Regions from separate parts of the Homo sapiens genome. Here regions 2, 3 and 4 are each linked to region 1. Evidence: chromatin contacts called from ENCODE Hi-C or POLR2A ChIA-PET data. All regions are on one chromosome and are shown on one strand. The core of a region is the stretch at or near the end of the contact, and the rest is flanking DNA. Distances in the headings are between cores, read along the strand shown. Region 1 holds the start of LRPPRC (leucine rich pentatricopeptide repeat containing). Region 2 has its middle 40 kb from the start of SLC3A1. Region 3 overlaps PPM1B (protein phosphatase, Mg2+/Mn2+ dependent 1B). Region 4 holds the start of DYNC2LI1 (dynein cytoplasmic 2 light intermediate chain 1).

The links. Hi-C counts contacts between places; a loop is a spot of excess contacts on that map. ChIA-PET counts read pairs that join two places held with the same protein, here RNA polymerase II (POLR2A). Pooled maps may share reads with other maps.
Region 2: a loop to region 1 is called in a map of CD8-positive, alpha-beta T cell, with 5 times the contacts of the local background. The contact joins the enhancer-like site here to the promoter of LRPPRC in region 1. A Hi-C loop is called at or near these places in 4 of 168 maps with a recorded cell type or tissue (CD4-positive, alpha-beta T cell, CD8-positive, alpha-beta T cell, Caco-2 and 1 more) and 7 of 50 pooled maps. POLR2A ChIA-PET finds 5 or more read pairs at or near these places in 4 of 52 experiments (H1, OCI-LY7, WTC11 and 1 more).
Region 3: POLR2A ChIA-PET joins it to region 1 with 12 read pairs in HEK293. The contact joins the enhancer-like site here to the promoter of LRPPRC in region 1. A Hi-C loop is called at or near these places in 2 of 168 maps with a recorded cell type or tissue (CD4-positive, alpha-beta T cell and cardiac septum) and 2 of 50 pooled maps. POLR2A ChIA-PET finds 5 or more read pairs at or near these places in 6 of 52 experiments (H1, HEK293, MCF 10A and 3 more).
Region 4: a loop to region 1 is called in a map of CD8-positive, alpha-beta T cell, with 23 times the contacts of the local background. The contact joins the promoter of DYNC2LI1 here to the promoter of LRPPRC in region 1. A Hi-C loop is called at or near these places in 10 of 168 maps with a recorded cell type or tissue (B cell, CD14-positive monocyte, CD4-positive, alpha-beta T cell and 5 more), 4 of 37 single-sample maps with no recorded cell type and 16 of 50 pooled maps. POLR2A ChIA-PET finds 5 or more read pairs at or near these places in 1 of 52 experiments (activated CD4-positive, alpha-beta T cell).

What each region holds. Positions count from the first base shown.
Region 1 is chr2:43,992,794-43,997,514 of GRCh38, forward strand. LRPPRC (leucine rich pentatricopeptide repeat containing) reads right to left here and starts at 3,196. Exons shown (of 38, transcript NM_133259.4): 1 at 3,006-3,196. The coding sequence starts at 3,154. RefSeq lists enhancers at 2,747-3,398, 3,194-3,473 and a silencer at 2,774-3,093.
Region 2 is chr2:44,232,404-44,237,684 of GRCh38, forward strand. It overlaps a transcript of PPM1B not described here. Among named protein-coding and RNA genes, the nearest start is that of SLC3A1, 40 kb to the right of the region's middle. RefSeq lists enhancers at 1,511-2,012, 2,013-2,512. Within about 2 kb of position 1,577, at least 3 of the 41 ENCODE cell types and tissues checked have a DNase peak (open chromatin) inside an H3K27ac peak, as active enhancers do.
Region 3 is chr2:44,182,220-44,187,028 of GRCh38, forward strand. The region is part of intron 1 of PPM1B (protein phosphatase, Mg2+/Mn2+ dependent 1B); the gene reads left to right. Among named protein-coding and RNA genes, the nearest start is that of PPM1B, 16 kb to the left of the region's middle. RefSeq lists a silencer at 1,071-1,365 and an enhancer at 2,084-2,183. Within about 2 kb of position 2,077, at least 3 of the 41 ENCODE cell types and tissues checked have a DNase peak (open chromatin) inside an H3K27ac peak, as active enhancers do; they include CD4-positive, alpha-beta T cell, where a contact is called at or near this core.
Region 4 is chr2:43,771,268-43,775,891 of GRCh38, forward strand. DYNC2LI1 (dynein cytoplasmic 2 light intermediate chain 1) reads left to right here and starts at 2,772. Exons shown (of 13, transcript NM_016008.4): 1 at 2,772-2,879. The coding sequence starts at 2,872. LOC105374571 (a long non-coding RNA gene) reads left to right here and starts at 2,886. Exons shown (of 2, transcript XR_940033.2): 1 at 2,886-3,279; 2 at 3,606-3,725. It also overlaps the pseudogene RN7SKP66. RefSeq lists an enhancer at 2,658-2,707.

The DNA.
Region 1 (4,721 bases), core at 1,946-4,445:
GATGAAAGAAGAAGGAGGGGTCCAATTTGAGCTGTGTTGGCTCTGAAGTACCTATAGTTCAAGCAGGTGGATGTGTAGTAGATGGTCCATATCTGGGAGAAACATCATCAGATAGGTAAGTAATGCCCTGAAAAATGGAAAAGGTCACAAAAGAGAATGAAAATGTTGAGAAAACACAGAAGGACCACGAGTAAAACTACCAAGAACATCAGCATTTAATAGGTGAACAGAAGCAAGAGGAATCAAGCAAATGAGACAAATCCTAAAGAGAAGAGAACCTAGAAAAATGGTGTCATCAATACCAAGAAAAGTGTCTCATGAAGGGGAAAATGGAAGACAGAGTAATATGCCAGGTCAAGGCCTAAAAAGTGGATTTGGTAATTAAAAGAGGTCCTTTCAAAAAGTTAAATAAACATACATCTTACACATACATAAGTCATTAGAAGGACAGCTATCAATGAATGGCTCTCTGGTTGACATAATTAAGGGTGATTTTTAGTTTATTGTTCCCACCACCCAGGTTTTGCAACTGTCCCTCGAGGCACCTTAAGGAATAATTTTTGCAACTGTTCTTCAAGGCACTTTTGAAATAATTTTTCAAAAATACAATAAAAAAATCAATAAGATAATAATGGCCTTTGACAGCGGTGTGACTGCAGTGGATAGGAAAGTGAATGAAAAGTGATGAAATTAAAGGGACAGAGAAGTATGGACAGGGAAGAGACTGAGAAACTTCTAGAGTAAACAGAGTTCCAGGAAAGGTTCTGTGTTTCACGTGGGCAAGATCTGGGCATGCTTACAGGATGTCGGGTAGGAGACTATATACAGTGCTCAGAGTCCAGGAAAAAGAGGGAACAATCACTTCTTTATTGCCTGCTGTCACCTGAACACACAGTGGTGAACAAGACAAAGTCCTGCTCTCATATAGCTTACCTTCTACTAAAGAAAAAAAAAAAAACCAGAGAAATAAGTAATGATATCAGACAAGTGAGGTGTGCCACGAATAAATCTACAGTGGGACCGGCATGTTTTGGATTGAGTGTTGAGGTAAGGCTTCCCTGAAGAGACATTTGAGATCTGAATGATAAGAAAGCAACTTTACAAAGATAAGGGGGAAAGGCCTTTACAGATAATGAAACTGAGGAACAGACAGGTTAGTAAGATGGCTGAGATTACGCAGTAAGTAAACAGAACCCAGGTCTGATGAACACCGAGACCACCCTTTCTACTAAACTATGTTCTCTCTTTATTCAGTTCTCCTCAAATGCAACAGTGAAGATAAAAGAAAATGTGGACCTTCCCCTGGCCTCACAGAAATGCTGAGGATTAGAAAAATAAGAGTAATGGGCACAACTTTCTCAAAAGAAACTCTGAAAGCCAAGAGATGTATATAGTTCTGTGCTCAGAGGCATGATTTCGGAAAGTTAACTGTTCAAGCCCAATAAGAAAATATAGGCAGACTCCAAATTACAAGTACGCTCCATTCCAAAGATTATAACTAAGTTGTTAAGAAATCATAAATTATTTCCTCCACGTAATTTTATGGCGAGATTAGGTGTTCAGGCTGGTCCATGAAGGTCCGCATAACCGTAGATATTATGACTCCTGTAGTAACCAACAAAGCACTTACTAGGCATCAGGCCCTATACTAAGTGCTTAATACAGATAATTCTGCAATATTCCTAACACTACTACTACTCCCACCTTATAGCTAAGGAAGCTGAGGCCTGGAGATGTTAAGTAACTTCTCTAATGGCATAATGCAGATAATTTGAGGATAAAATGCAGATAAATCTGGAGTAGGCTGCAGTCTGGGCCCAGCCTACTGCAGATCCCTGGCTCTCAGTCCTTACGCGAGCTCTCAAAGTACCTTAATTTACAAGCATCAGTCTTTCAAAATCATTTTTTCTCCAATGCTAAAAGCTCAGCACCTATCTCCCCTTCTCTGGTGGTCAGAATACTATTAATAACCAAATGAACACTTTCACCAACTTTTCTTTTCCCCTCCACTACAAAAGTCTATACCAAACCTATCTCTGATAAACCTCAAACCATGAGAGCATTTATTCGCCTATCTGACACCCACTTAGAGTTTAACTTGCCTTTGCATCCCCAGATTCCAACAGAGTGCCTTGCATGTGCTCATTCATTCAAAGACACTTACAGGACGGGAGCGGTGGCTCACACCTGTAATCCCAGCACTTTGGGAGGCCGAGGCAGGAGGATCGCTTGAAGTCAGGAGTTCGAGACTAGCGTGGCCAACATGGTGAAACCCAGTCTCTACTAAAAGTACAAAAGTTAGCCTGGCATGGTGGCGCACACCTGTAATCCCAGCTACTCGGGAGGCTGAGGCAGGAGAATCGCTTGAACCCGGGAAGCGGAAGTTGCAGTGAGCTGAGATCGCGCCACTGCACTCCAGCCCAACTCGCGCAACACCTTCTTAAATGCTGAAGGAAAACTCCATTCAAGAGAACGCAGGCAAAAGCCCAAAGTGATCATAATCCAGCGTCCAGCTTTAAGTCATCCGTGGCTCACCCAAACTCCCAACCCACTCCTCGCCGCCCCATCCCTCGCAAAAAGCTAAATTTCCAATATCTAAATGCTAGGTGGTTACTGATCACCAACGGTGACCGCACGTGGGACACCACCCAAGCTGGCCAAGTGTAAGGAAAAGACCACCACCCGACTTCCCAAAGCAGTCTTCAAAGCCCCCCTCATCTTCGTTGACCATGGGTACCCCGAGGGCAGTAAGGTCCAGGCTGAAGTGGCGGGGGCAGGATTCAAGCCGGAGGCAGGCCATGCCCACAGCCGTGACCTTCTGAAGGCGCTTAACCCTGTCACCCGAAAACCCCTGGTAGGGAGCGTGGTGCGGAGCCCGGGGAGGCTAGGTCCTGGGGCGGGGAGAAGGGTGGCGAGCACAGGCAGGACCCGGTCCCTGCCGGCACCCACGACCCCGGGGGACCCTGGCGCCGCAGCTTGCCTGGAGAAAGGGCCTGGGCACTCACCCGGCCACGGGCCCGGCGCGAGCGGCGGGCAGATAGGAGGCGGCATGCAGCCGGCCCGGGCCGCCAGGGAGGAGGCGCAGGGAGAGCGGGAGGCGCGGGGCCGCCCCGGCACGCAGCAACCAACGCGCGGATCTCAGCAGGGCTGCCATTGCTCGAACGTCCCCGCAGCGGGAAGCACGCTCCGCCAGAAGGACAGGAGGAGCATGTGACCGCAGGGTAGCCTGGCGCGGCAGAGACCAACTGCCGGGCGTGCCAAATGTGGGGGGAGCGACGGATTGTTTTAGGTTGGAAGATGGAAAACCGCACTTCTCCGAGGACAGAAGACCCAATGTAATATTTACATAAACGATGTTGCTTGATTCATTATCGAAGCTTTTCTTTTCCGTCTTCCGTCTCCGATCTGGGCATCGTGTTCATTCGCTGCACCCCTGCACTCCTCTGTTGGTAGAGCCGCAAGAGGTCAACTCCTCCCAGGTTGGCGCAGAGGCTTGTGGGAGGCCAACTAGTAAAAATACCGAGAACTCTCGAGGAGAGCCGACTATGAAGATCCCAGGACGTGGGAAGGTTTCCCCCGCCCCCGAGTGCAGATGTTGCTGCTAACGTTCAGCCCTGACGCCATGTCCAATAGGAACGGCCCTTCACTCTCAGAAACGCGGGCCGGAGAAACCGTGGAGGTCTTTTGCACCTTGCCGTTTGCCTCCCAGGTTCAACATGATAGGATGTGGATTATCAGGGCCTGGGAACAGTGTAAAGGAACGCGCAGGTCCCCACCCTAAGCGCGTACGCGGGGCCTCGCTTTAGAAAATAAATGAATTCTACCAAAAATCCTATAGTTTTAAAGCTGGAATTGAACTGACTCTCTTCCCCAACCCTCCACCCCTACCGCGCCTCTCCCTTCAGTAAATGCACATATACATGTGAGAAGTAAAAGAACAATGTAATTAAGAGTCTCCAGCCAAATATGGGGAGAAAACTGGCAAGTTAAACCCATCGCTGGCGAAGTGGCTCACGCCTGTAATCCCATCACTTTGGAAGGCCGAGGCGGGTGGATCACCTGAGGTCAGGAGTTGGAGACCAGCCTGGCCAACATGGTGAAACCCCATCTGTACTAAAAATACAAAAAATTAGCCGGGCGTGGTGGCGGGCGCCTGTAATCTCAGCTACTCGGGAGGCTGAGGCAGGAGAATTGCTTGAACCCGAGAGGTGGAGGTTGCAGTGAGCCAAGATGGCGCCATTGCACTCCAGCCTGGGTGACACAGCGAGACTCTGTCTAAAACAAAACAAAAAAACCACGTCGCTGCCTTCACAGGGCTTACAGACTGGATCGGTTCCCTGTGCACACGTGGGAAGCTGAGAACAGCCTTCCACTCCCTCTACACCTGCCTGTCCCCTACCTATCACGAGGCAAACGCGGCGGGTATTTCCTCTGGAAGCCCTCCCACGGTCATTTCCGAAGTGACTGTTTATCCCACTGGACTCCTTATCAGTTAATCCCACGAACTCCTTATCAGTAGGGACTGTGATCTCTTATTGTAGGCCATACACCTACCCAGTGCCAGACACACAGTAGGTCTCATTAAATATGTGTTAAATTAATGTCTATTTTGAGATGACCTAGCTCACCTCTCCTTTGAGAGATGAGGGAACGAAGACACCCGCTCCAAGCCCCCAAAAGAAACAAGGTGAATTGATTGACTCTGGGTTATATTACTGAGC
Region 2 (5,281 bases), core at 327-2,826, 240 kb after region 1:
CACAATTTTCTTCAATACAAGGGGAAAATATTCTTGCGGATTCCCAACGTTTTGTGATATGAGCAGAAAATCATTAGCATTTCCCATCATTTGTTCATATTTGTGTTTTCTGACAGTTGCCACTTGTAGCATTGCCTGTACTACAGTATTTTTTGCCAACCTCAGGCATACTCGTTACATCTGTATTGAACTTTCGGCCCTAGAAACCAGTGGAGTTATTTCACCACAAATCAACAATGTGCCTGAGGTGCATGGGAAATATAGTTAGCTATACTCTGAAAATACATTATGTTTTTTTTCTTTAAACAAAACACACAACATGTAAGCATGTAAGAGTAAAGAATTGTATGATATGTTCCTTTTTTCAGTTCACCAAGTTGGAAGCCTTTTGCAGCTCTGTGGCTTGGAATTTCATTTGAGCAATTTCTATAGGATATGTATTTATTATTGATTGTTATTTAATTTTTTTCCAATTTTACCTGTATTACCAAACTGGGTTCTCCAATAATGTCCAAATTGTAATGTTGCCTTGCTTCAAGATAAAGTGTATTTGGGAATAATATTATAAACCCTTACAAATTTTATGCATGTATCTACTGCATCCTTCAACTCTCACTAGAAAATCTTTTGAAACCAAATGGATTAATTTATGGCTATTTATAATTTGCTTTGACATCTCACTGTTGGAAATTTTTTAAAGATGAGATTTGCCTTTATAATGTAAATTGTGATTTTTGTTTTACATGTGGGTTTCTATAGTTTTAATTTTTTCAGCTTTTAAGATACGAGTTTTGTGTAATTTGGTATTTTTAATCATTTATGTTATTTTAAAAGCTCAGAATATCACATTGAAATTACTATAAATACATTTAAAATTATCTATTTTAGATCTAAGGAAATACTACAGAGATATTTTCATGGGTTCAGTAACTTTTCATTTTATAACATTGGGCACGGTACAGAGTGATTGTCACATAAGGTACTTGAAGATTTATTAGTTTAATTCTATTTTTACAGTAACCTTGAATTCTTCTGAGTTTTGCATGTATTAAATTCAATTAATGCTGAACATGAAGAGTAAAGTATTTATCTGAAAGAAGTTTCTGGGTTAGGAGAAGTAATGAATGTATCCATTTGTACATGGTTTACATGTTGTGGATGCTTTGTAAACATTTTCCTGTATGTTTAAATTGTGTTTCAGCAGGATGTAATTGCCCTTGTGTGTAGTTAAAATGAGTCATCATCTGGTCCTTTGTGAAATGGAATTCATGGTATTTTCTGTAACGTTTTCCTGAAGCTGTTTCTGGAGAGCCACACATTTAAATACAGACAGCTTTCCTGATCATTTGATTTATTGTGCACCTGATTTTTGGTCTAAAAGGAATTATTGCCACAATATATTTTATTTATTCTTTAGATTTTAGCCTTGTAAGTTAAAGTGCTTTACATGATGATGTGAAAAGCTGTTTGTCCCTTTACTGGGTTTGGGGGGTTGTTAAAAGATAGGGAATGAAGAATGCAAAATGGTTTATCGTTCAAACTGTCCACTCTGATCCAACCCTGTACTGATAGTACTTCCCAGTATGATATTGTGATGTTTCATACAATGCAGTGAACATAACCAACTTGTTACCTAAATAAAGAATTGATAAAAACAGTGTGACATATTACTATTTGGTATGATTCAGTTTTTAATGTTATTTTAAACTTCTTATATGGTTGGCATATTTCTGAAAATTTAATTCCAAAGAGGAATTAACCAAACTGTACAGGACAATATTAACCCCTTCTGTACTCTAGAAATATTTATACTCCTTTTAAAAAAACCTGCCTTTGGCCGGGTGCATTGGCTCACACCTGTAATCCCAGCACTTTGGGAGGCCAAGGCGGGTGGATCACGAGGTCAAGAGATCGTGACCATCCTGGCCAACACGGTGAAACCCTGCCTCTACTAAAAATACAAAGATTAGCTGGGCATGGTGGTGCTTGCCTGTAATCCCAGCTGCTTGGGAGGCTGAGGCAGAAGAATTGCTTGAACCCAGGAGGCGGAGGTTGCAGTGAGCTAAGATCGCGCCACTGCACTCCAGCCTGGCGACAGAGCGAGACTCCGTCTCAAAAAAAAAAAAAAAGAAAAAAAAAAACTTTTCCGGCAGGGGGCAGGGTGGGGGTTACTGGTGCTTGAAACAGAAATAATGTATGAGTTAGTAAAAGAAAAACCCATATTCAGTGTTGACTCATCTGAATTTCCTAGCCTGGCTATTCTCAAGTATTTTGGTCTGAGGACCCACTTATACTCTTACAAATTGTATACTCCAGTGAACTTTTGCTTTTGTGGATACTATCGATATTTACTATATTAGAAATTAAAGCTGAGAAATTATACATACTGTTTTAATTTGTTAACAAAACAATTACATGTTAATATATAAACCATTTTATGAAAAATAATTGTCTTATAAGTTAGGATACAAAAATTCAGTGTAAAAAGGACCATTTTTCATTTTTGTGAGCCCTTTAATGTTGAACTGAATTCTTGTTTGTGCTTTTGCGTTCAGTCTGTTGAAGTGTGGTATGGCCCGATGGTTGAAGTTTATGAAGAAACCTGGCCTCACACAGATAGGTAGTTGGAAAACAGGAATATTTTAGTCACTTCAGATAACTGTGGATATCAAAACTTGACAACTGATAGTTTCTTGAAGATTGGTTGCAATGTGAAATCGGAAAGTTTATTAGAGGACTTTTCTTAGTTTGTTATGTTAAAATCCACTGGGTCTGTCTTGCATTTTGAATGGACCTTCTGGCTATGCATGATTTTGTCACATCATGAATTAGTCATTTGGAAAATACTGGTTCACTGAATTATGCAGTTCTTCTAAATATTGATCCGTTATTCTGCAATGATTAAAGTTTTTTGTTAAGGGTAGGCACAGTGATTCATGCCTGTAATCCCAGCACTTTGGGAGGCCGAGGCAGGCAGATCACCTGAGATCGGGAGTTTGAGACCAGCCTGACCAACATGGAGAAACCCTGTCTTTACTAAAAATACAAAATTAGCCAGGCATGGTGGCGCATGCCCGTAATCCCAGCTACTCGGGAGGCTGAGCCAGGATAATTGCTTGAACCCAGGTGACGGAGGTTGCAGTGAGCTGAGATCGTGCCATTGCACTCCAGCCTGGGCAACAAAAGCAAAATTCCATCTCAAAAAAAAAAAAAAAAAAAAAGACTGCTTAGCTGAATGTGGTAGCTTATGCCTGTAATAAAGCAGGAGGATTGCTTGAGGCCAGGAGTTCAAGACCCGCCTGGACAACATAGCAAGACCTGGTTTCTACACACAAAAAAATTCTAAGTACTCTAGCATGGTGTCACATGCCTATAGTCCCAGCTAGTTGGGAAACTGAGGCAGGAGGATTGCTTGAGTTCAGGAGTTCAAGGCTGCAGTGAGCTATGATCCAGCCACTGCACAGCAGCCTGGGCAACAGCGAGACTCCATCTCAAATTTTAAATATATGTCTCTTTTATATTAAAAAAAACTCAAATTTTAAAATAACATTGTGAAGGAATAAACAATCTAAGCAACAAATGCTTCCAAGCTGCTTCACCGTTAGTTTATTAACCTGAGTAGAATTTACCACCAAGAGTCATAATTTCTTAATGCTAAAAGTAGAAATCCACTGGGAGTTGCATTGTCATTGAAAAAAAATTATAATGAAGGCCAGGCGCAGTGGCTCACGCCTGTAATCCCAGCACTTTGGCAGGCCAAGGCGGGCAGATCACTTGAGGTCAACAGTTTGAGACCAGCCTGGCTAAAATGGTGAAACCTGTCTCTACTTAAAAAATAAAAATAAAAAAATTAACTTGGTGTGGTGCTGCGTGCCTGTAGTCCTAGCTACTCGGGAGTTTGAGGCAGGAGAATCGCTTGAACCTGGGAGGTGGAGATTGCAGTGAGCCGAGATCGCGCCACTGCACTACAGCCTGGGCGACAGAGGGAGACTCCGTCTCAAAAAAAAAAAAAAAAAAAAAAAAAGTTGTAATGAACTGGTCTTCCTATATGAAAATAATGGCGCTGTCTTGCTAGTTGTGATTCTTCTTTCTACCCAGGCTTTAAAATGGTTTTTAATAACAGGAGAAATAATATTAGTCGGGGAAAAATGTTTCTATAATCATATTAGCCGTATATTTGAGCCAGGAATTGACAGCCTCATTAGTTTACTTTTCAAACTGCCTGATATATTTTCTGAAACCTTGGAAAATACGCAAACCAGAGGAATATATGGTGCCCAAGTCTTTATCCAGCTTCAATACTTGAAATTAACTGGAACATGTCCATCAAATATCTTTTGCTGACCAAATATTATTCTTCCTTGTCTTGAATTTAAGGTTATATTTTTTAAATGACATCTCACACTGACATTTCCTCTTCCAAATTGCCTTCATTTGTGTTTTGAAGTTCATCTGGTTTAAGTATTAAGGGAAAACGTGATAAGATTTCTTGTGGAACACATTTTGTTTTGAGAAGCTAAATAGTATTTAGTGAAAAATAGCAAAGTGTGATGTTTTTCACATATTAGACAATTCCTAGTTGTGCAAAAAATCCATTATATATGTAAAATAGTCAAATGTTAACATAATTGTTAAGATGAATTCAAGCAATGATTTAATTTCAAAGCAATTCTGAAGTTACTTTTTAAATTCTGTACTAGAAAATGCACTGAAATGAAGTTACTTGCTTTTAGTTCATAATGGGCATTATAACAATTTGCACTGTCGTTTTTATGCTAAATTGCTTTTAAGTTTTTTTCTGTTCAACTTTGGGAGTTATTTTGTAAACCCTAAAGAAAATGCTAAACAAGTGTTTGTTTTTGCCTGTTGTTTTGATGATTCGTGTATGTTACATTATGGTCTAGAAGTAAATAGGTGTAGCTACTAATAGAGAATACATTGCTTTTCAGGCAGCATCACCGCCATTTCTCACTTCCTGCTGGCTTTTCTGGCTGTGGTATTTTCTCCCCCTTATTTCCTGTTTCAGTTTTATTTTACCTGCAAACACCACTTACTAGTACACTGTTTTGTGCTCAGATGTAACTGGCAGATATGCTCTTCTAATTCAGAGGTGAGGGGCACTTAGGAAGTCAGTATTTCTGCTATCTTGTAAGTATCCACAACTCCAGTGGGACACAAAAGAGCCATACCTTTTATGGAAAGGTAGAATGAAAGACTGGGCTTTACTTCTTTTAACTAGTAGACCTAGTCTATAATATTGGCAACAGTGATTTTTTTTAAT
Region 3 (4,809 bases), core at 827-3,326, 190 kb after region 1:
ATATGGGAAATACTAGTAATTTCTTTTTTTTCTTAATTTTTATTTATTTATTTTTTTGACACAGAGTTTTGCTCTTGTTGCCCAGGCTGGAGTGCAATGACATGATCTTGGCTCATCGCCACCTCCGCCTCCTGGGTTCAAGTGATTCTCCTGCCTCAGCCTCCTGAGTAGCTGGGATTACAGGCATGCACCACCATGCCTGGCTAATTTTTTGTATTTTTAGTAGAGATGGGGTTTCTCCATGTTGGTCAGGCTGGTCTCAAACTCCCCACCTCAGGTGATCCACCTGCCTCGGCCTCCCAAAGTACTGGGATTACAGGAGTGAACCACAGTGCCTGGCCAATACTAGTAATTTATAATTACTTTGTTCTTGATTACCTAATATTTAAGTTTTCTAATTGTGATTTGCTTTTCTTTTTTTACTTTTCTCTTTAGTTTGTTTTGAAATAATAGGTTACAGGTTTCCTCTGTTTAGTAGGCACTTTTTCCTAGTTATGCTTTCTTTGACTCTAGGGGCTTTATTTTTCATACTTTTTTTCTTTCTTATAATTACTTTGTGTAGAATTGGACCGTGATGTTTTCCTGAACTTTTAGGAAGGTAGGGTATGTGTGGATTTTTTTGTAATTTAGATTTTCTTCTTAGCAGTTTTTCTTTAGTGTAGAGCTTCGTCTAACAAGGGAGCATTTATTTCAGAGTTTATGGGATCTAGATTGCTCCAGCACTATCAGATCTTGTTGTATATTGGTCCCTTTGCATGACCCCAGCAGTTGGGTCTTGCAGAATTCCCTTTCAGTTTTAGCTGTTACTAGATTATCCTGTCACACTTTTCAGTGAGTAGCTATTGGTGATGTTGGAGTTTCTCTCATCTCAGGATCTTCAGAAGCCTGTTTTCCTTTTGCTTCCTTTTGCACAAATGCTAATACCACTTGGGTCTTATAACAGTTTGTAGTTTATGGGGGAATAATACCTTTGTTGTTGGATTGCTTTGTCTGGGGGAGGATATTAAAAACCTCTGCTGTGACCACCACTACCATCTTAGACTGTCCCATGTGCATGTTCTTAACTACTGTGTTGTATTACTTGCCAAGTGACATTCGATGAAATCAGACCATTTAGATGAGGAATATCCACATTTTGCCTTGAACATTCTTCCCGTGTGGTTTTGGAAACAAATATCTGCACAGAGTAGGATAAGTAAGACAGAATAATAGGCATTTAACTGGATGGAGAGTCAGTCTCCAGAATCAAGTACAGCTGGATACTGGGATAAGGTTTACATAAGTTGTTAGGTAGGCCTGAATGACCTAAAACCAGAGGAAGCCAAAAGGCCTGCCTCCTCATCACCACCCAGTAAAGCCTAAAGCTTCAGCTTCTTTATTACATAAGTACATTGAAGGGCATACCAGTGAGCCCCAGGAGGAAGGGAGAGAATTAGCCAGAGAGCTTTTTGACCCAACTTTGAGCCTGAGGATGAGATTTGGCTTTGGAATTGGACTGCATGATTTGGTATCTTAGTTTTTTTTTCTTCTTTTTTTCAAGACAGAGTCTCGCTCAGTCGCCCAGGCTGGAGTGCAGTGGCGCGATCTCGGCTCACTGCAAGCTCCGCCTTCCGGGTTCACACCATTCTCCTGCCTCAGCCTCCAGAGTAGCTGGGACTACAGGCATCCGCCACCGTCCCTGGCTAATTTTTTGTGTCTTTATTAGAGATGGGGTTTCACCGTGTTAGCCAGTATGGTCTCGATCTCCTGACCTCGTGATCCGCCCGCCTCGGCCTCCCAAAGTGCTGGGATTACAGGCGTGAGCCACTGTGCCTGGCCTAGTTCTTAGTTTTACCACTTGATAGTTGTGTGTCTTTGGCAAGTTCTTAACCTCATTGTATGTTTCCTTATTTGTAATGTAGTGATTATAATAGTACCTTCCTCATAGGATTATTGTGAGGATTAAATGAGTTCATGCCTGTAAATACGTTGAAACAATTCTTAGCACACAGAAAATGTCTGCTGCTCTAATAGGTATCCAGTGGTTGTTCTTTTTGATAGGACATTGACCTGTTAGCAGCATTTGACGCAGTTTATCACTTCCTCCTCTGTAAGCACATTTTTCTTTGTTGTCAGGGGTACCACACTGTTGGTTTTCCTCCCACAACTCTGGTTGCTGATTCTCAGTAATTTTTACTGCATTTTTTTTCGTCTCTTGACCTTTAAATGTTGGAGTGCTCAAGAACTTAGTTCTTTAGTGTCTTCTCTTTTTAAATTATATTTACTCTGTTCTCAAGGGGTTTAAGTGGAGATTTAATTATCATATAAATGCCCCCGAATTTATGTCTTCATTCTTGATCCCACTCCTGAATGCTTTATTTCTAGATCCACCTTCCTGCAGTATCTCCACTGGACATATAATAGACATCTCTAACTGAACATGTTCAAAACTGACTACTTGATAGATTATGCCTCCCTTCTTCTCCCCTAAGTTGCTGTTGGCACAGACTAAATCAGGGATTCTTAAGCTGGAGCCCACAGACCCACATAGGGATCTATCAGTAAAATTCAGGAGAATCATGTTTTTATTTTCACTAATCTCTAACTGAATTTTAACATTTTCTTCAATTATCAATGTAGTATAGCAATACTTTTTTACTTGTCTTCTTTAGAAGTCAGATATTTCTATATCACTTTATAGTTGTTGCAGGTATCTTAAAATATTATTAAACTCACCACTACTTCAGAATTATGACACTTATTAGACCGGCCACTAGATACTGTTGTGTTAGTGAAGAAGACATGTATTACTATGCCAAGTTTTAAAAAATATTTTGATAATGACTTTAATATTATTGGGTTTTATAGTAATCCTAATTATTGTATACATTTTATGCTTACCTGGCTTCTAAACTGTTTTGCCTGTTTTTACATTTCATTTAAATGGAATCATACATTGTATACTCTTTGATTTCTAGTTTCTTTCAGCATTGTTAATGAGATTCATCTAAGTTCCTGCCTATAGTTGTGTCTTGTAGAATTTGGAAAAGCATGACAAGTGACGTTAAATTAATTCCTCTTGTATGATACCTTGCCCTATGTTGAGAACTGCTACTTTAAAGTTGATTAAGTGGTAATTTTCTGTTTTTGATATAGCCTGAATAAATACTTTTCATAGGTCTGCATGTAGTTTGGTTTTTAGAGCACACTGTATGTATTCAGTGTGATAGATTTTTTTTCTCAGATTAAATTTGCGACTAAAGCAAAATACCACTGTCAACAAAGCTATTTCCATTTTATGAACTATATTTTTCTTGTTGAAAGGCTTGGAGAGGGGTAAGTTACACTGTTGTCCTGAGTTTGAAATTTCTAGCTGAGCTTTTGATTTAGGACAAGAAAATCTAAATTATTCTTGTATCTGGGGTCTCTCACTTATGATTTCAGAGAATCTGATTTACTGAATAAATTTGTTTTCATAATCTTGCTCTAATGTAGAGCTATAGTTTCCAGCTTTTGGAGAATTATTGAAAGTGACTAGCCTATTTTTATCAGTAACATCTCCTTGCCATTGGACCTGGGTGTGGTCAATGCCAATGTTATTCAGCAATTATAATGAAAACTGTAAAATATCTCTTAAACAATTATTCAAGCCCTTTTGAATGTCAGTTATGATTTTGAAAATCTGAAGTGAATGCCACTGATACTACAGTTCATCAGAATTGATTTGGAAGAGGGGAGGACTTAAATAATTTAATTCTGATGATACTAAGAATTGGAAGAAAGGATGTGAGCTACATGTTCTGTTTCTGTGAGTTTACTGATGGGTGGAGTTGTTTTTCTTTTGCTTCTCATTCAAGCAGTATAGGATTTGATGCAGGTGTTTGTGAATGAGTATGTTCTGTAAGGTCCTGGAATGGTGTTATTAGTATGTGACTTTTCAAGCATCTCTTTGAACTTAAGCTGGTTATTAGATTTTATTACTACTATCATTTATTTTAGCAATGTTTTATAATAATGAAAGCCATTAATCTACACATTGTCTAGGAACAGGCTGGAAGTGAAGAGTACTTGGCTATATCATAGAAATATTTCTTGGTAACACTTTGGAGTATATGTGGCATCAGTTAAATTTTGAAGATAGAAGCACATTATTTTAAATATTTCATGTGTACAAGCTTTTTTTCTTTTGAGACAGGGTCTTGCTCTGTCATCGAGGCTGGAACGCAGTCATATCATCTCAGCTCACTGCACCCTCCACCTCCTGGGCTCAAGCAATCCTCCCGCCTCAGCCTCCCAGGTAGCTGGGGCTACAGGCGCACACCACCGTGCCCAGTTAATTTTTGAAGTTTTTTTTTTTATAGAGACAGGGTCTCACTATGTTGCCCAGGCTGGTCTCAAACTGCTGGACTCAGGCAATCCACCCGCCTGAGCCTCCCAAACTGCTGGGATTATTGGCGTGAGCCATTGTGCCTGGCCTGATTTTTAACTAAAAGGTTTATACAACTATTTAATGATTTTTCATTTAGACATTATCATTTGATTTTCTGCTATGGAATGTCAAAGGAATTTTCTGTGGTCTAGTTTTGTTGATGAGAAGTCTCGTGCTATTTGGATTCTTCTTTTTGTGTAGATGACTTTCTAGCTCTACTCTTACCCCCAAAAGCTTAAATAAAATTTAATTGTAGTACAAAAAGCACATAATACAACATAACCATCTTAACCATTTTTAAGTGTACAGTTCCTATCAGGCCATGGTTGCTGCAAAAAAGAAAAATAAGCATACACTGCAGTAGTGTTAAGTATATTCACATTATTGTGCAACAAATCTCC
Region 4 (4,624 bases), core at 1,522-4,021, 220 kb before region 1:
TTTCCCTTCATATTGATGTGTGTCTGATGTGTGCTCACTAACTACAAAATAATTCATTTAGCATAAAATATGCTAATTTCCTCTAGAGGTAGAGTGACTTACTTTTCCCAATTCTAGTTTGAAAAATTTCAGGGAAGGACTGTGATTAACCCAGCTCATGTTAGGTGTTCACTCTGAACCACCCCAAATGTACTCAACATTAGGAGAATGCTTAAGTACATTACGAAAAATCTATGCAGTGAAATATTCTGCAACCATCAAAGTTATGTTTATGATGCAGTTTTAAAATTTGATATGGTGCATTTTTAAAATTTGATATGGGGAAATACATGTTAAAATCAGGACATTAATTAACTTTACAATTAATCTCAACTTTGTAAGAAAAAAGATTAGAATGAAACATATCAAATGTATTTCCAAAATACCTAATAGTTACTACTTCTGGCTTATGCTTATTTTACCCTCTTAATTTTCTGTGCATACGTTTTTTCCCCTACAATTAGCTTATATAACTTTGAAAACAAGGGAAAAAATTTTAAAACTCTGCCTGTCACTTTCCTAGCTATTGTTAATAGCCTCCGCATGGTCTTCTAGATGCCAAACCACCCTTCACACAACTGCAAAAAATTATCTCACTGAAATTCATGTCTAATCATGGCACACTCCTATTTTTAAACCCTATTTGGTTTCTCATAACCAACACAGTAAAGTCTAGACTACAGCATCCTTCACAGTAGCCCCATCTACCTGCCCAGTTTGCTCTTCCACTGTAGCTCCACCAGGCACTTTATATGATCGCAACCCAAACTATTCAGTTTCCCAAATACATCCTGCACACGCCTTTACCCTTCTGCACTGTTGCTCATTCCATCCAGAAAGCAGCATAAAATTGTCTCCTTCTCCTTCCATTCTTACCTTAAGAACAATCTTCATCTACCCAGGAAAGTCACTTTCTTTGCCCAAGTATGAAGGCCTCAAGAGGAATGAGGGAAGAAAGGGGAACTCACCTGCTCAGTCAGATCAACTGAATCAACCCTGAATCAATGCTGCTGATCAGGGCCCAGCCGGATCACCTTCACTTTCCTGGTTACCAAGCTCCCTCCTTCAAACACCTCTCCCCGTTATTCAAACAAGTGTACTTTTGAAGTACTCGTACTGAGTATTGTGCCCAGTACATAGCAAGCACTTGGCAAAAATGTTAGCTGTCGTTATTGCTATCAATATCAACAGGCCTTCCTAACTAGCATGCAAAAGTATTCTGAAGTTCTAGAACCCAAATCATTACAATTCATTACAATCTGTCCCATATCAGTTTGTGAGCTTAAAGTCTGGCTTAGCACCAGGCTATAGCTGTTGATTCAATGACAGATGTATAAGCCTCCTTTGAAAAATCATCCTTTCTTCGGTGAGCTCTACTCCCATTAATTCCCTTCCTATGTGCAGCTTAGTGTTCTTTACGTCTCCAAAATATACCTAGGTGTTGGGAGGATTTTGTTCCCAATGACTTTATTTGAAATAAACACCCTTTTATCAACCATCAGCCTTGTTTCCAGGAATGTGTTCCTTGTGTTTCTTTGTTCGAAGTTGCTGACCAGCAGCTTATCACACAATAATAACAAGCATTAAGCAGTTATAATGTGTCAGACACCCACGTAAGTTATGTTTTACCTACATTTATCTCATTTAAGATTCACAATCTTTCCCGCTTTACAGGATCAGAAATTCAGTGATTTACCCGATGTGGCAATGTGACAACTTAGCCAGCGTGGCCAAGTCAGAACTTGAACCTAGGTCCATCTCACGCCAAAGCCCATGTACTTGAACATCGCACCATAGAAATCAAGCCGAATAGTAGAGGACTGGAGGGAGGGTATCTCCTTCAAATATTCAGGGCATCTTAGGCTAGAAAGCCTGAGTCTACTCAGCATTCAATACAGACCAAATACTATCAGTGCCATGGTTTCACCATCTCCTTCAGGCATAATTGGTCACTTGCCCTCATGCAATTTTTGTACCTCTATACAATAGTTTAGATCACTCACTTCCTTAGGTGCTTATAATTAGCTGAGTGTGTGTCTTTCTTAAGGGCAGCGATCTTTTCTTACTCATCTCTTTATTCCTTATTCTGTGTAGCATAGGGCCTTGCATATTCAATGATTGTTATTTATTTCAATGCTCGTTATTTATTTGGACACTCCTGCAGATCTATAAAGAGACCACAAAGTTCCAAAAGAAAATAATCTACATTCACAAAGTAAATGAAGTATGTAGGAGATGCACTTGCTTCATTAATTTATTAATAAATACACAATGTGCTATTGAATAAAACTTGAAACAACTAAACATCTAGAAAGTTGGAAAATATTAAAATTACGTGCCTTATTTTAAATTTTAAAGTCCGAATATTCCTTGCTTCTAGTAAATTAGCAGAAAACAGCTCAAGAGATTGTTACACCCTCTATTCCTAAATCATGGCGATTGGGAAGAAAAAAGTGAAAGATGAGAGAGAGAGAGAGCAGAGACCCTTGGCATATAGTTGACACCCAGTAAAAAAATTTTAAAATAAAAGAAAATTGCTTTTAGATCCCAGGTTTGTAACCCCTTATCATCTCGTTCTAGGAGGTAACAAGGAGTTACTAACTTGGGATCTAAAAGCAATCCTAAGGCTTGAGGCCGAGAATGAGATGTAAAAGGACTCCTGAAAACTACATTTCCCATGATGCCCGTCTCCCCACGCAACCGCGGCCGCGACGTCGCTCCCATGGCAACCCAGAAGGCCTCACTCCCAGACTCCTTGCGGAGCTCGCCGCCTGATTCTAGGCTGGTCACTACTCCGAGCCTGTGACGTTTGCGGCAGCCAGGCCGTCGACGATGCCCAGGTATTCCCTGAACCCGGCTTGCGTGGGAAAGGCTACTGAGAGTATTCCTGGAGAGAGGAAGCCCAGGCGGGACCAGCTGTTGGAAGATTGTGGGGGTGGCTACTTGCCACCAGGATATGCAGGGTCGGGGACCTAGGAATCAGCCTTGAGCATAAAGATTCTGCCGCAAACAGGAAAGAAAAGAAAGTTCCCTAGGTAGAAAAGTGAGAGATTTGGAAAGATCAGCAACTCCACCCATTCAATGATTGAATAAAAGTTTCTTGCAGGCCAGAGACTACTTCCGGAGCAGGACATTCGGCGATGAGCTAGACCACAAAGCCTCCTCTCCCCAGGGGCCTCCCCTCCTGGTGCGGGGGTTCGCAGTAATAAGCGAGGGGAAACTTGGAAGGCACTGTGGAAAGTATAACATCACTTTTAAGGGGGGAAACGGGAGAGGGTTTGTAAACTATATTCTAGCTGTTCAATTCTATGATATTCATTTTAATTACCTGTTCACAAGATATTCCTAAACCTTTTCTCAACAATTTATGCTTAAGCACGTCGGGGAGAGGGGTCAGGGAGTGCATCACAGAGCAGGATAAATCTTTTTCTCTCCTTGGGATAGTGTGGAGAATTGTCAGCTTTCCATCAAGGGATAATTGGTTAGTTATAAAGCTATGGTTATACTTCCCGATTTCCGCAGGTGTCGTGGCTGACTGCAGCACCTCCGTCTTTCCTCTCTGCTAGGTATTTGGAAAGCAGATCCTCATATTTTGAAAGAATGTTGTGTAAATGAAGAGCAAACAGCCCGAAACTGAGTTCTGAAGGCTCACCTGTGAAATAAATGCATGAATTTTAGTGCAAACATTTAAGGACTCCTGTTTTGACCCTTTTTCTTATTCCTGGTTCTTGAATAGTATAATTACAAGCCCTCAATAATTTTTGTAATTGTATAGGCCATGCCCTAAACTACATATATATTTTAACAATTATGACAATCCTATAAAGCTGATACTCTTTTTTATTGGCTTTTTAGAGATAGAGAAACAATTGAGCCTGGGGAATAGCACAGAGGATTGCATATATTAGGTGCTCAATAAATATTTGTTTAATTAATAAAGGAATGAAGGATTTAAAGAGGTTAGGTAGTTTTCCCAAGTTCACATACATAGGAAGTAGCAGAATCAGGCTAGGACCTATCAGGTCTTGCCCATGGTTAGTTTTTAGTTTAATATTCCATTTTCACTTAGGCTTTAATTAATATATATATGATTTTATCGTGTAAAGTTATATATCTGTGTAAAGAAATCAATGAAAGGATTGTTTTCAAAATGTTTGTGGTTTTAGGGTTTTTTTTTCTTTCTTTCTTTATGGTTTTTTTTTGGCGGGGGGAGACAAGGTCTTGCTGTGTCACCCAGGCTGGAGTGCAGTGATGTCAACATGCTTACTGCAGCCTCGACCTCCAGGGCTCAGGCAATCCTCCTGCCTCAGCCTCCCTAGTAGCTGGGACCACGAGTGCATGTCACCACACCCAGCTAATTTCTTTTCTTTTTCTTTTTTTATTTTCTTTTTTTTTTTTTTAGACAGAGTCTCGCTCTGTTGCCCAGGCTGGAGTGCAGTGGCACGATCTTGGCTCAATACAACATCCACCTCCTGAGTTCAGGTGATTCTCATGCCTCAGCCTCCTGAGTAGCTGGAGTTACAGACACCCGCCACCACACCTGGCCAATTTTTTTTTTTTTTTTTTTTTTTTTTTTTTAGTAGAG